Regions from separate parts of the Homo sapiens genome. Here region 1 is linked to region 2. The links are chromatin contacts, found by Hi-C or POLR2A ChIA-PET in ENCODE. All regions are on one chromosome and are shown on one strand. The core of a region is the stretch at or near the end of the contact, and the rest is flanking DNA. Distances in the headings are between cores, read along the strand shown.

The links. A loop is a pair of places that touch in the nucleus more often than their neighbours do. ChIA-PET counts read pairs that join two places held with the same protein, here RNA polymerase II (POLR2A). Pooled maps may share reads with other maps.
Region 1: a map with no recorded cell type shows a loop between it and region 2 (5-fold over the local background). The contact joins two enhancer-like sites. A Hi-C loop is called at or near these places in 64 of 168 maps with a recorded cell type or tissue (A673, B cell, CD14-positive monocyte and 40 more), 36 of 37 single-sample maps with no recorded cell type and 44 of 50 pooled maps. POLR2A ChIA-PET finds 5 or more read pairs at or near these places in 14 of 52 experiments (AG04450, CD4-positive, alpha-beta T cell, CD4-positive, alpha-beta memory T cell and 11 more).

What each region holds. Positions count from the first base shown.
Region 1 is chr15:98,864,546-98,871,008 of GRCh38, reverse strand. All of the region lies in intron 2 of IGF1R (insulin like growth factor 1 receptor), which reads right to left. Among named protein-coding and RNA genes, the nearest start is that of MIR4714, 83 kb to the right of the region's middle. Within about 2 kb of position 4,873, at least 34 of the 41 ENCODE cell types and tissues checked have a DNase peak (open chromatin) inside an H3K27ac peak, as active enhancers do; they include adrenal gland, ascending aorta, heart left ventricle and 1 more, where a contact is called at or near this core.
Region 2 is chr15:98,777,785-98,784,194 of GRCh38, reverse strand. All of the region lies in intron 2 of IGF1R (insulin like growth factor 1 receptor), which reads right to left. It overlaps LOC124903560 (a long non-coding RNA gene), which reads left to right and starts at 242. Exons shown (of 2, transcript XR_007064772.1): 1 at 242-6,410. RefSeq lists an enhancer at 6,085-6,410. Within about 2 kb of position 4,419, at least 14 of the 41 ENCODE cell types and tissues checked have a DNase peak (open chromatin) inside an H3K27ac peak, as active enhancers do; they include adrenal gland, ascending aorta, heart left ventricle and 1 more, where a contact is called at or near this core.

The DNA of each region.
Region 1 (6,463 bases), core at 3,624-6,123, 86 kb before region 2:
AAAGGACAGCCAACTGGCTGGTGCAGCCGTCAGACTGCCCAGTTCTCATGCCTCCCGCACCTCCACTATCTAAGACCAACTGCTCTGCTTCACAAAAAGTCATCCTGGTGCCAGTGCCATGGGAACATTCCTTCACTCTTGCTCCATCACTCAAGGCCATTGCAACGGAAGGGAGTATGTCAGGAGTACATTGCCCACCTGCTTTTCTCAGATTTCCCCTCTCTGACCCTGTATCAAGGAAGTTGCATTCACTCATCCATTTGGCAAAGATTTCTGTAATTTCCTGGTATGGGCACTCTTGAGCTTCTGGGATGCGGCTGTGTCTGCCTGTACTCCAGGTTCAGAACACAGAAGCGCTGACAGTACTAAATCATGATGGGGATACACAAACACACACACACATGCACATCTTTTCTCTCCTAGCCCCTGCTCCAACCACACTGGCTGTTTTCTTTTCCTTGGAAGGAAGCAGACCATTTCCTGACTCTGGGCCTTCACACACGCTGTTCCACCTGCCTGGCTTATGCCTCCTTGCACTCTGGACCTGCCTAGAGATGCCTTAATGACCTGCCTGCTGGATGTCATCATTCCCAAGAGGTCTCTCCTGACCGCCCTCTCTGAGTAGGTGCCATTCCTGCAGCCCCATCATTTTATGATAACATCCTTCCCATCTCCTTCAAAGCACTGATCGTGTTTACAATCAAAGACTTATTTTTGTTTTTGGCCAGGGCCTAGGTGGAAGAGAGAATGAGGAGTTACTGTTTAATAGGTACAACTTCAGTTGTGCGAGATGAAAAGAGTTCTGAATATAAATGATGGTCACGGCTGCAAAACAATGTGAATGTTCTTACTGTCACTGAACTGTACACATAAAAACGGTTGGATGGTAAATTTTATGTTATGTGCATTTTACCACAGTTTTTAAAAGACTTACTTTTAGGTTTACTGCCTCTCTCTCTTCCACTAGTGTACACTGTACTAGGGCAGGAATCCTGTTTTTTCACTGTGTTCCCAGGGCCATGCTCAGTATATACTTGTAATGCACACATTGTAAGCTCCTTGCGGGACACCATTCCTTATTTTTATTTGCCTCACAGCTCCTCCCAGAGAGCCTTACACACAGATAGAGACAGGTGTTAATTTAGCCCTGGACGACTACATAGGCAAACTTTCCAAAAGCAAAGCCCTTGAATTGTATATAAAATGGGGGGAGGCAGGTGTGCACATACAGACTTTAAGATGTCTCTTCTTCTGCCTTGGCTTACAAGAATCTCAAGGGAGTGCGGTGGTTCATGCCTGTAATCCCAGCACTTTGGGAGGGTGAGGCGCGTGGATCACCTGAGGATGGGAGTTCGAGACCACCCTGACCAACATGGAGAAACCCCATCTCTACTAAAAACACAAAATTAGCCGAGTGTGGTGGCACATGCCTGTAATCCCAGCTACTCGGGAGGCTGAGGCAGGAGAATCGCTTGAACCCGAGAGGTGGAGGTTGCGGTGAGCCGGAGATCGTGCCATTGCACTCCAGCCTGGGCAACAAGGGCGAAACGCCGTCTAAAAAAAAAAAAAAAAAAGAATCTCAAGGGAGCCAGGTTCCAGGAAGAATAATCTTCCTTCTCATGTGGTGTGGTCGTTGCCAATTTGACCATACAGGTCCTGTGTAATACCCATGCGGTATGTGGTGTTTTTTTTTGTTGTTGTTGTTGTTTGTTTTTTTTAATTGAAAGCTGTCTCGAAATCTCTTTGGAATTAGACAACATATAAATGGAAAGCAAGTAAGTCCAATAATAGAAGGGAGTTTCCTGGCGGATAAGTACTTTCCTATGTTTCAACAGTCAACTGTTATTAAATAAATAGACGATGACAAGAATAATATGAAAAAATATTTCCTTGCCCCTTCCTCGAAAAAGAGAAAAAAAGGATAAAAATCTGAGAAACCACTTTTAGGAGATGAGCAGTAAAATGAACCAGAGGCCTCTGGCTGCATTTCTTTGCAGGTTTCCCCAGGAATAACCCAAAGAAATAATCTAACCTATGCACAAGCCCAGCTCTCTCACAGGTAACACTTGCTTCTGGGCAGACCAAAAACTTTTTAATGAAGATAATCCTCTCTCAAGGGTGTGAGATGAGTCAGAGCTGCAGGTACTAGCAGGGAAGGGAAGAATGAATGTTTAGTAGTAGTAGGAAGGTACCTAACATTTACGGGGCACTCACTGCTACCCGTGCTAAGCGCTTGGCATACGCTGTCAGATTTCATCTGTGCAACAAGCCAAAGAGGGAGGGCCTGCCGTTCCCATCTTCAGAACCAGAGCCTGAGGCACAAAGAGAGAGTGTGTGTGACTTCCCAGAGTCACACAGCTTGAAGAAGGCAGAGCTGGAATTCCAACCTGGGCGACCTGACTTCAGGGTCAGTGCTTCTAACCAACAGGCTACAGGGCACCTGTATGCGCCACAGAGTTTTCTAGCGTAATTCTCGTAACTCGTAGGAGAAATCAGCATTATTTCCCCAGACTGAGGGTCTAAGAGGCTGTATCTTGCCAAGGAGACAGAACTCACATACTGATTGCCAGGAGCTTGCATAAGGCTCATTTCCATGCCTTAAAGATCTGTCAGGGCCATTCTAAAGGACCCCCCCCCCAAAAAAAAAAACCCAACAGATTTGGCTTTTTTTTTTTTTTTTTGGAGACAAGGTCTTACTCTGTTGTCCAGGCTGGAGTGCAGTGGTGCCATCATGGCTCACTGAAGCCTTGACCTCCATCTCAGCCTCCCAAGTATCTGGGACTACAGGTGTGCACCACCACGCTCTGATTTTTTTTTGGAGACAGAGTTTCACTCATTCTTTTGCCCCAGCTGGAGTGCAGTGGTGAAATCTCAACTCACTGCAACCCCCAACTCCCGGGTTCAAACACTTCTCTGAGTAGCTGGGATTACAGGCATGCACCACCACAACCATCTAATTTTTGTATTTTTAGCAGAGACGGGGTTTCGTCACGTTGGCCAGGCTAGTCTCGAACTCCCGACCTCAAGCGATCTGCCCGCCCTGGCCTCCCAAAGTGCTGACATTGGAGACACGAGCCACTGCGCCTGGCCTGGATTTGGCTATTTTAAAAAGTGGAAACTTTACTGCTATGCTTAACCTAACTTCAAAATATTTCTCAATTATTCCTACTTTAAAAATACTACAATTCACACAGTTGATAAAGCACAGAATTAGCACCACATCAAACATAGTGTTTAATCACAATGGCTTTAAAAATATATAAAGTCAAAAAGCTTTTAAGTTCTTATTAAATATTTGTTCATTTAACACTTGGTCTACCCGTTTGTAAGGCATGTCAGGCAATTGTGAGGGCTAAGAGACATACACAAGGCACACAGTCAGATGCAGGTGATGAGATGTACACACAGATAATAATTAGAGGTAAGGATTCACGTCATAAAAGATACCTAACGGGAGGACAAGAACACTTCCAGCCAAGAGGCCCACACGATGGCAAGGCATATGCAAGGCAGGAGTGTGCAAGCAGTGACTTTAGACCTAGGCAAAGGAGCCGTGGGGACTCAAGACTGGCAAGTGGTAGGGGTGGGGCTTCTCGAATTTATGTATTTCAACAGAAAATTATAAATCACTACTCATATTAATATATAACTTAAAATTCTTAAAAATTAGCTCAGTGCTTTTTGCCTTTAAGAAATATTTTAATTAAACAAACCCAATTTGTTTTAAAACTTCACAGAACGAGGTTCAGAAAGTGGCTTTTGTTGCTGCGCAAAGTTGATGCCTACGGATCATCTATTCCTAAAGTTGTTTAGAATGGGTTATTTCTCTCTCTCTCTCTCTCTCTCTCTCTCTCCCCCTTTCTCTCCTGGCACAAGGAAGTTTTACACCATCTACAATCCCTCCGTTAGATTAAAAAAAAATAAACCTCCATTGTGAGAGGCGCCATTGGTGTCTGCCTCCTTGTCTTCCAGTCACAAATGGAGAGGCGGGCTGAAGAACAGCTTCACTGCTCAGGATGTCATGAATTTAAAAAAGTGTAGCAATGGTGCTTGGCCAGACAGAGTGGAAAACAAAGCCTCAGTCATTTGTTTAAACAAATTCACAAAAACAAAAACACTTCCTCCACGTACCCGTACCCAGTGAATTCTAAAAAGGATCACACATTTAGTATGACTTTTAAAACTTTCACTTTCACACATTAAAAACAACATGATGGGAGCAAACAAGCGGACATCACCCCTCACTCGTGCTTATCTATTTCTGGTTTCATTAAGCTGCCGAAACGACCGCCAGCGCTTCCTCTCATCCCAACAGGAAAATTTCATGGCTCCTGAAGGTCTGAGTCAGACTGGAAAGCTCATGAATATTCTGAGTTTCTGGAGCTGATGCAAGGACGTCACTATAATTGATGACCAGGCAGAGCTATCTACTACACGTTTGAACCACTCCTCTGAAATAATTTATCAGAAGTTAGATTTTCGTTTCTAAAGCTATTAATAACAAGAGTCTGTTTCTGATTTTTAAGATGAAGTTCAATCTTTCAAGCCATTCTGCTTTTCAATAAATTCCCTCTATTTGCAGAGGCCCGCATTAATATACTCCTTGCTTTACTGCATTTTAATAAAGGTGATGAGAAAATAAACCGAAGAGAACCTGAAGCTTCCCACATGCAATGGGAAGAAAGCAGCGTGCTGCAGATTTAAATCAGGATCTGCATTTACTGGGTACACGGAAGTGAAGAGAGTACGTGCATCTGTGTGGTGGCGGCGGGGGACAGAGACAGAGGCGTCTTCCTGTGGACGGCAGGAGCGTCCTGGGCTGTTCCGCTGAGATTTGGGCTCTGAGTCATGGGGTGCTCGCGTGGAACAGTAAGACCGAGTTCAACTGAGAACGCCCGCACGTATCCTATGTTAATTTTTCTTTTGCAAACACATTTGCATCTTTTACTTTCATTTTAAACTGCGCCCCGTGCATATGTGCACTACCAACCCATCCGGGTGACGGGCAAGTTGTATCTACTCTGGGAGCCTCCTCCTGCCTGCGAGGCAAGTGGCGACCCCAGAGCGGGAGGTGGGAGCCCCCTTTTCTTACGGTTCTCGGACCGCAGATTTTCCATCAACACTCAATTAGGTTTAAAGATACACTAGGGTGTGTACTGAGATAGTTCAAAATGATTTCCTTCCAACATAAAATGGATCGTGAACCACGGGAATCCTGAGCCCTCCACTTCCCAGCGAGGCAGCATGACTGGTGCTGTGAGACGGATCCACCAGTGATCGAAACCGCGTTCTGCTAGGGAAATTGAGGTTTGGACCACGTGGTCAAGGACAAATGAAAAACCTTTTACGCATTTCCAAATATCAAAATTAAAGAATTAAAAGAGAAAAAAACCCCAAGGAGTTCATATCTTCCCAAACCACAAAGCCACGCCCGGGCCCCACTCCCTTTTCTATCCACTTTAGCACATGCCGAAGCCCAGCGTGGCCTGGGACCACGTGAGGGACGGTGGGCGTGGCCGGGGCGCAGTCACGTGGCCGCTATGCACGCCGAGCCCCACCTCCAGCCAGCCCCTCCTTGGCGGCTGCAGGAGCCCAGCCAGCGATCCAGGCGGCGTTTCCAAACCCAGATCCACGCCTGTACCTGCAATGACTTACAGGATATTTTAGGAATTAGTCCAACATATCCTTTGGGATATCCTTTGGGGTCTGTAAGTAATACTCAAATAGATTTTACCTATCTCGCTGTATTCTGCAGCCAACTTTAAAACATTCATCTGGAAACTGCAAACACAAAATAACCCTTAGTGCATGATATTGTGAATTCTGTGCCCGTCTCCCCTTCAAAAGCTATATAGTATATACTTAGTACACAAACTAACTCAGAATCATGTATCCTACTGTAAGGAGTCCTCTTTGGTCCAGCAAGCATGTGTGATCTGATACCTAGCCTACTGAGATGCCTACGATTCTTTTCTTCACATCTCCCAAATATAACAGCTACATTTCAGACTCCTAAAATTTAATTTGGAATGAGTTACAAATATCAGTGAGGAAAAACGAGGGCCACAGGAAGCTTAGTATAGCTTGCACGCTCTTGTGTGAGGGCCATAATAAAATTACAAACTGGGATGGATTGCATGATATTTAAAAAATTTAGCCATTCGGTTTCATCAAACAGAAGCATGAGATTTGATAAAATGTTACACTTGAGGAGTATAAATCTTTTTTATTTTAAAAATAATAGAAAAGACCACATAGAGTAAAATCAAAGAATACAACAGACAATTTTTTAAAACTTTCTTTTGGCTAAAGAGTTATTTTTAGGCTGAGCGCTGTGGCTCCCGCCTGTAATCACAGCCCTTTGGGAGGCCGACTGGAGAAGATAGCTTGAGGCCAGGAGTTCAAGAGGGACCTGGGCAACACAGACCCCATCTCTACGAAAAATTAAAAAATTAGCTGGGCA
Region 2 (6,410 bases), core at 3,170-5,669:
GAAACCAGCCTGGTCAACACGGTGAAACTCTGTCTCCACTAAAAATACAAAAATTACCCGGGTGTGGTTGCGGGTGCCTGCAATCCCAGCTACTTGGGAGGCTGAGGCAGGAGAATCGCTTGAACCCGGAAGCCAGAGGCTGCAGTGAGCTGAGACTGCGCCATTGCACTCTAGCCTGGGCAACAAAGGGAGACTCCATCTCAAAAAAAAAAAAAAAAAAAAAAAAAAAAAAAAAATTTCAGATGCCATAGTATTTGCAATAGACCAATCAAAAACTCTATGTGCATATAGCACATAAATAACTTCTAATCTAGCCTAGGAAGAAGGATAGCGTGGTACTATCTATAAACCCACTTTGTGACAGCAGCACTTTCTAGCAACAGCATCGGTATTCTCCACAAAATGTAGCAAGTGACACCTAATAAAAATAAAAGGAGTTGACATATCTTGAGCATGTATTGATAATTAGTAATAAACTAGCATAAACTAAAAAGTGAGTTCAATAAGTTGTATCTCTATATACTGGCAATGAGCAAAGAAATTAAATACTTAGGGTGTAACTCTACCAAAACATACACAGGACTACAAAAACTACAAAATGCTAATGAAGTAAATCAAAGAAAAACTAAATAAATGGAGGGACATGCCATGCTCATGGAATGTAGTACATTTACACCACAGAATACCATTCAGCAATAAAAAGAAACAAACTATTGATAAACACAGCAACCTGAATGAATCTATAAGGAATTATGCTGATGGAAAAACTTCAGTTCCAAAAGGTTACATACTATGAGTCTATTTACAGAACATTATTAAATGATAAAATTTTATATAGAGAGAACAGGTTAGTTTGTAACCAGGCATGAAGGAGAGAGGAGAGATAGAAGGGAAGTAGGTGTACCTTTGTGGTGATGACATATATCCTTACTATATTAACGTCAATATCCTAGCTGTGATACTGTACTAGTTTCACAAAATGTTACTATTGGAGGAAAATGGTGCATGGAATTACTCTTTATTATTTCTTGAAACTGCATGTGAATCTACAAGTATTTCAAAATAATTTTTTTAATGGGGGCAGGGGGAGGTCTCCCAACAACAAATAAATTAACTTGCCATCCTCCAGCAGCCTAGGCAGGCAGAGAGCTTCTCGCAAATCACAGCATCATGATGTTGGGCCATCCAGATGTAGAACATATTCAGCCTGTGTGCTGCCACTTCATCAGGAAGTCACAGCTCCAAAAAGGTTAATTTTTAAGTCTCTATTTAGAAATCCTATCTTTAAGCCACATTGCTTTCTTAGCTCAAGGACTATTTCAGTTGTAACAGTTTAGGATTATATACTATGAAAACAATAAAAGGAGATCTTAAAATGAGCAATTACAGTAATTAGCACAAAAGAATTTCTAAGTCTATTATTGAGCAACTTTCTGAAGGAACAAGACTATTTTAAACTAAAAGAATGCATACCCAAGACACGTTTATTGCAGAGTTATTTGTAATACTAAAAAACTGGAAACAACTAAATGACTAATTTGGAGTGATTAAAGAAATCATGTCCATCATTCCAGCTTTATGCAATGGTTAAAAATGCATAAAGAGCAGGTCCGCAAGCACTGACAATAATTATAAGCAAGGTAAATTATTAAGCTGAAAAAAGATACAGAACAATGCAAAAAGATAACCCCATTTAAGTATTTAAAATTATACAGTAGAACATATGCATATATAATATAAATAAATGAGAGAGTATTTTCAAAATTAGTTGTAATGAAGACTTCATGGGGAAGGGGATGGTGACATTTAAAATGTATTTTCATTGTAAAAAAAACATAAAAATCAGAATTTACAAATTTAGATTTCTATCAATCATGATTAAAATAAGATGTTTTCCACTTAATTCAACATGGTAAACAAAGCTGCTTCCTTTCATCCCAAAATGGACATATTCAGGTTTTTATCCAAATGTGTTACTGAGTTTTGTTTCTTCTTTAAAAGTGTCTAGATTAGGGACTCACAAATTCAATTCTTTCAAGGAATACTACATATTAACAGGAAAGTTATTTGCTCAAATAGGTTTGAGAAATGCTATTTAAAACATAAACAGGAGACCAAGGCAGGAGGATCACCGGAGTCAGGAGTTCACAAGCAGACAGGGCAACACAGCAAGACCCCATCTCAAAAAAAATCAATAGGAGGGAAATAAGTAATCAGCCTTTTGCTGGGCTATGAAAACATTTTAGGCCAGTGCATGAAAAGATGCTCAGAGGATTTCAGAGTTCAAGAAATGTTGGACTACATTAACATTTAATGTAGTCTTGAACCTTAAGACTCTTAAACCTGGAATATCACAATGCTGTCCAAATTATCCATCAAGTCTACAAAGACAGGAAATAGACTCAATATAGCCCCAGTACCCCGGCACAGTAATAGCACATGGTACATAAGGAGCATGTGACATGCATATGCAAATAAGAGGTACAAAATATGCAAGGTAGATAAAGTTCTAAGTAGTTTACATATTTGCCCTATCTTGTTTATACTATTTACCAAAAAAGGCTAAATGTTATTAACTCATTATTTCTATTCAAAAAGCATTTGATAAATAGCAGAAATTCAGTCAAGTACTTACTACTTTACAAAAAGCTCAGGTAAATAAATATAAATGGAAAACTGAGAAACTAGGTTCCACTATAAGCAGAGTCTTCACCAGCTATGGGTAGCTCTAATGGAACAGTAAAATCTTCTAATGGATTTAAATACGATCTGATGTGCGACATTAGTAATTTAATTTGGAGGGACATTTATTTCTAGCAAAAGTGATCAGGCAAGTCCCTTCTACACCCTAAAACCCATTTCTTTTTTGCCCCCAATTTTAAACCTGCCTCACTATTAAAGCTTCAAGACAAACTCTACAATCATTTTATCAAGCTCCAAACAAGCTGCAGAAGTACTAAAATTGTTTTTAAATTATAAATCAATTTGGGAAGAAGTGACATTGATAATATTCCAGTTTCTCACCTAGAGAAAATGGCATTTCGCTTCATTTAAATCTCTTTTTCTTTATTTTGAAACAGGGTCTCGCTCTGTCATCCAGGCTGGAGTACAGCGGCACAAATGTGGCTCACTGTAGTCTTGACCTCCTGGGCTCAAGTAGTCCTCCCACCTCAGCCTCCTGAGAAGTGGACATGACAATTGTATGCCACGACTCCCGGCTAAATTTTGTTTTGTTTTGTTTTTTAAGAGACAAAGCTTGCCATGTTGCCCAGGCTGGTAAATCTTCTTTTCTACATTGTTCAGTAAGATTGTGTAGATTTTCTGTAAATACATCCTACAAGTTTCCTATTAGAATTACTTCTTGTTATCTGGATTGTTTAATTAAAAAGAAATGCAGTTTTATTACTTCCAAAAACATTAAGCAATTCACTTATCTATCTAAACCGTAAGGAGATCCTTAAGGAGATAGACTGCCTAAAGTGAATAGTGAGGCATGATTTATAATTAGTATGTTAATTTCATCTGTAAATAGGAAACTATAAAACTTTTCAAGGTAGTTTAAAAAATTCCATCAAGTAGATAACATATTCACCTTACAATTTTATTTACTCTCTCTCTCTTTTTTTTTTTTTTTTTTTTTTTTTTGAGACAGAGTTTCATTCTTTTTGCCCAAGCTGGAGTGCAATGATGCAATCTTGGCTCTCCACAACCTCCACCTCCCGGGTTCAAGCGATTCTCCTGCCTCAGCCTCCTGAGTAGCTGGGATTACAGGCATGCGCCACCACTGTGGCTAATTTTGTATTTTTAGTAGAGATGAGGTTTCTCCATGTTTGTCAGGCTGGTCTTGAACTCTCAACCTCAGGTGATCCACCCGCCTCAGCCTCCCAAAGTACTGGGATTACAGATGTGAGCCACCACACCCGGCCTACTCTGTTAATTTAAACAACTATTAAATGAGACAATACACTGCAAAGCACTTAGAAAAGTGCCTGACACAGGAATAAGTTTTCTTTTTTCTTTTTTTATTTTATTTATTTTTTTATTATACTTTAAGTTTTCAATAAATGCGAATGTTTGTTATTACATAAATTTAAAAAAAAAAAATAGCCACCTGGCTCCATTCTTGGCCACAAACTCTGAAGAGGTGGAGTTAAAGTGTGTGAGGTATGTCGGATAACCTCCCATGCAAGTCACTACCACAGCTGACATCCCGGAGCCAGAGAACTTGATGAATGTCTTCAATGGTCACAGCTGAAAAGGGAACTAACTCCAGGTCCCCAGGCTGACTTGCCCTCCGAGCCTGGAGGGCAAACTCTGCTAATTAACTCTCTTTGCTTGGGTTCGCCTCTGTCATCTTCACCCCTGTGCCAACAGGCTATCTCCACAGATAGCCTGCTCTCGTGTGCCCTCTACTGGAGGGCTGTGGTTCCAGAGTTGCTCCAGCCTCGGACTCGGCTCCCCGCAGACGGAATGTCCTCCTCCAGGGAGAGGCTCGAGTCAAGTGCTAATGTGTTGTCAACCTCTGACTCCAGAGAAGCGGATTATATGATTTAATGATAGTTCCGCATCAGAAAAGATTTTGAAACGTGTAGCTCAAAACAGTAAAATTTCACAGTGATTATCTGAAACTGAAGTAGTCCAAACCGCTGACGGTGTAACCTGAGCAACTTGTTTTAACTCCTCTGAGGCTGTTTCCTCATCTGTACGGTGGGAATAGCAGTACTTACCTAACCAGGCTGAGGATTAAATGAATTAGTATCTGTAAAGTGCTTAGAATGGTACATAGCACAGAGCAGTGTTCTTAAATATTTCTTGAAAAAATTAATAAAGGAGAAGCCTACCTTAAACCTTCAGAGAAAATCTGAAGTCGAAATTTTTAAAAGCTAAATTTTAGAATCAATTGCATTTTAAAGTCATCATGAAACATGAGGTTGCTGCTACACAGTCACTTGTGCTGGATTATATAACAGGTGAAAACTTATTCTCTTGGGAATTTCCAGAACTCTGTGGCACAGCCAAAATACACCGACCTTGAATACATTGTTCTGGAACAAAGTGGATGTACTGAACACTGAATTGATGTTACTACTTCGTACCAAGCACACAGCACTGAATGCTCTCACGCTCAATTATCTGACAGTGATGCTAGTAAGAATAAAACATAATTTTTAATCTTATTTAAAATGTATTATGCACTCCCAGAGTACTTACAAGAAACTACTCTTCTGCTTTTCATGGATATCTATTCATAAGAAGAAAGACAGCTGGTTTTGGGGCTGGTGGTGGGTTTTTCCATTGTTTTCAAAAGACAGAGAGCTATGCATATGCTGACTTCCAAAGAGGCTATCATCAGTCACCGGAAATCCACAGAAAAGGTCACTGCCAGAGATCTGCCATGTGTGATCCACCCACTCTCACTTCAAGGCCACTAGCACCACTACCAGGCTGACACAAGGCCCCTGGGAAGGTGGCCCAGTGCAGGACAGACACAAAAGGGACCACAGTCAAGGAGCAGCCTTACTTTCTCACCTCACCCAAGATAGAGAGCTATGGGCCAAGGGAGGGGAAATCAGGATATGGCCACCCAGGCCAGGGCTGCCCCCACTCCTCAACCCTGCTCCCCTGGAGAAAGACCGTACTCTTATCAAGGGCCCTGTGGGTGACAAAGAGCTAGAGAGCCACTGTGACCACTGGGTTTCTGCACCATTTGGCTAATGAAAACCATGACCCTCTCTGGGTCTCAGTCTTCTCATCTGTGAAGTGGAAGGATAGGCAAAATGACATGAATAACAGAATGAGTGACTATAACCCAAGCCCACAGCTTAGTGTCAAGGATTGTGAGAACGAAGCAAAAGGCATCAAGCACTCTGAATTGTTCAAATAATGAAGATGATGCCCACAAAGACAGATAGAACATGCCTCAAAGCTTCTCAGTTTTCCTACGACTAAGATAACCAGTCACCATGTGGCATGACTCCGAGGACCACGTACAGGCTTTGCATCTTCTGTGAAGGCTTCAGTTGCCCTTGGGGATACATCGCCGTTCTGTCCACCAACACTCTCTCATGTTCTCAGGACATAATTACCTATTTCTGTTCTATCCTCACCCCCTAAAAGATTAGTCTAGAACCTGTTCTTATTAAGCTCTGCATTGTCATTGCTGAACACTCTGTCATGCAGTAGGTGCTCAATAAATATCTAACCCCCGTACACACATCAAAAACAAAAGAGCATCTATGGGTCTTTATACTGTAAGGTTTTACTTTCTTCTCCCCTACTTCCCTACTATTGGTCCCTCCATCTAGACCTTACGATCTGCAGTGGTCTACATTTGGGACCCTTACAGTAAACGTGTGCCACTTCTCTGAAAAGTCATGCAGCTGCTCCCAGCTCCGTCTCTGCATGACCAG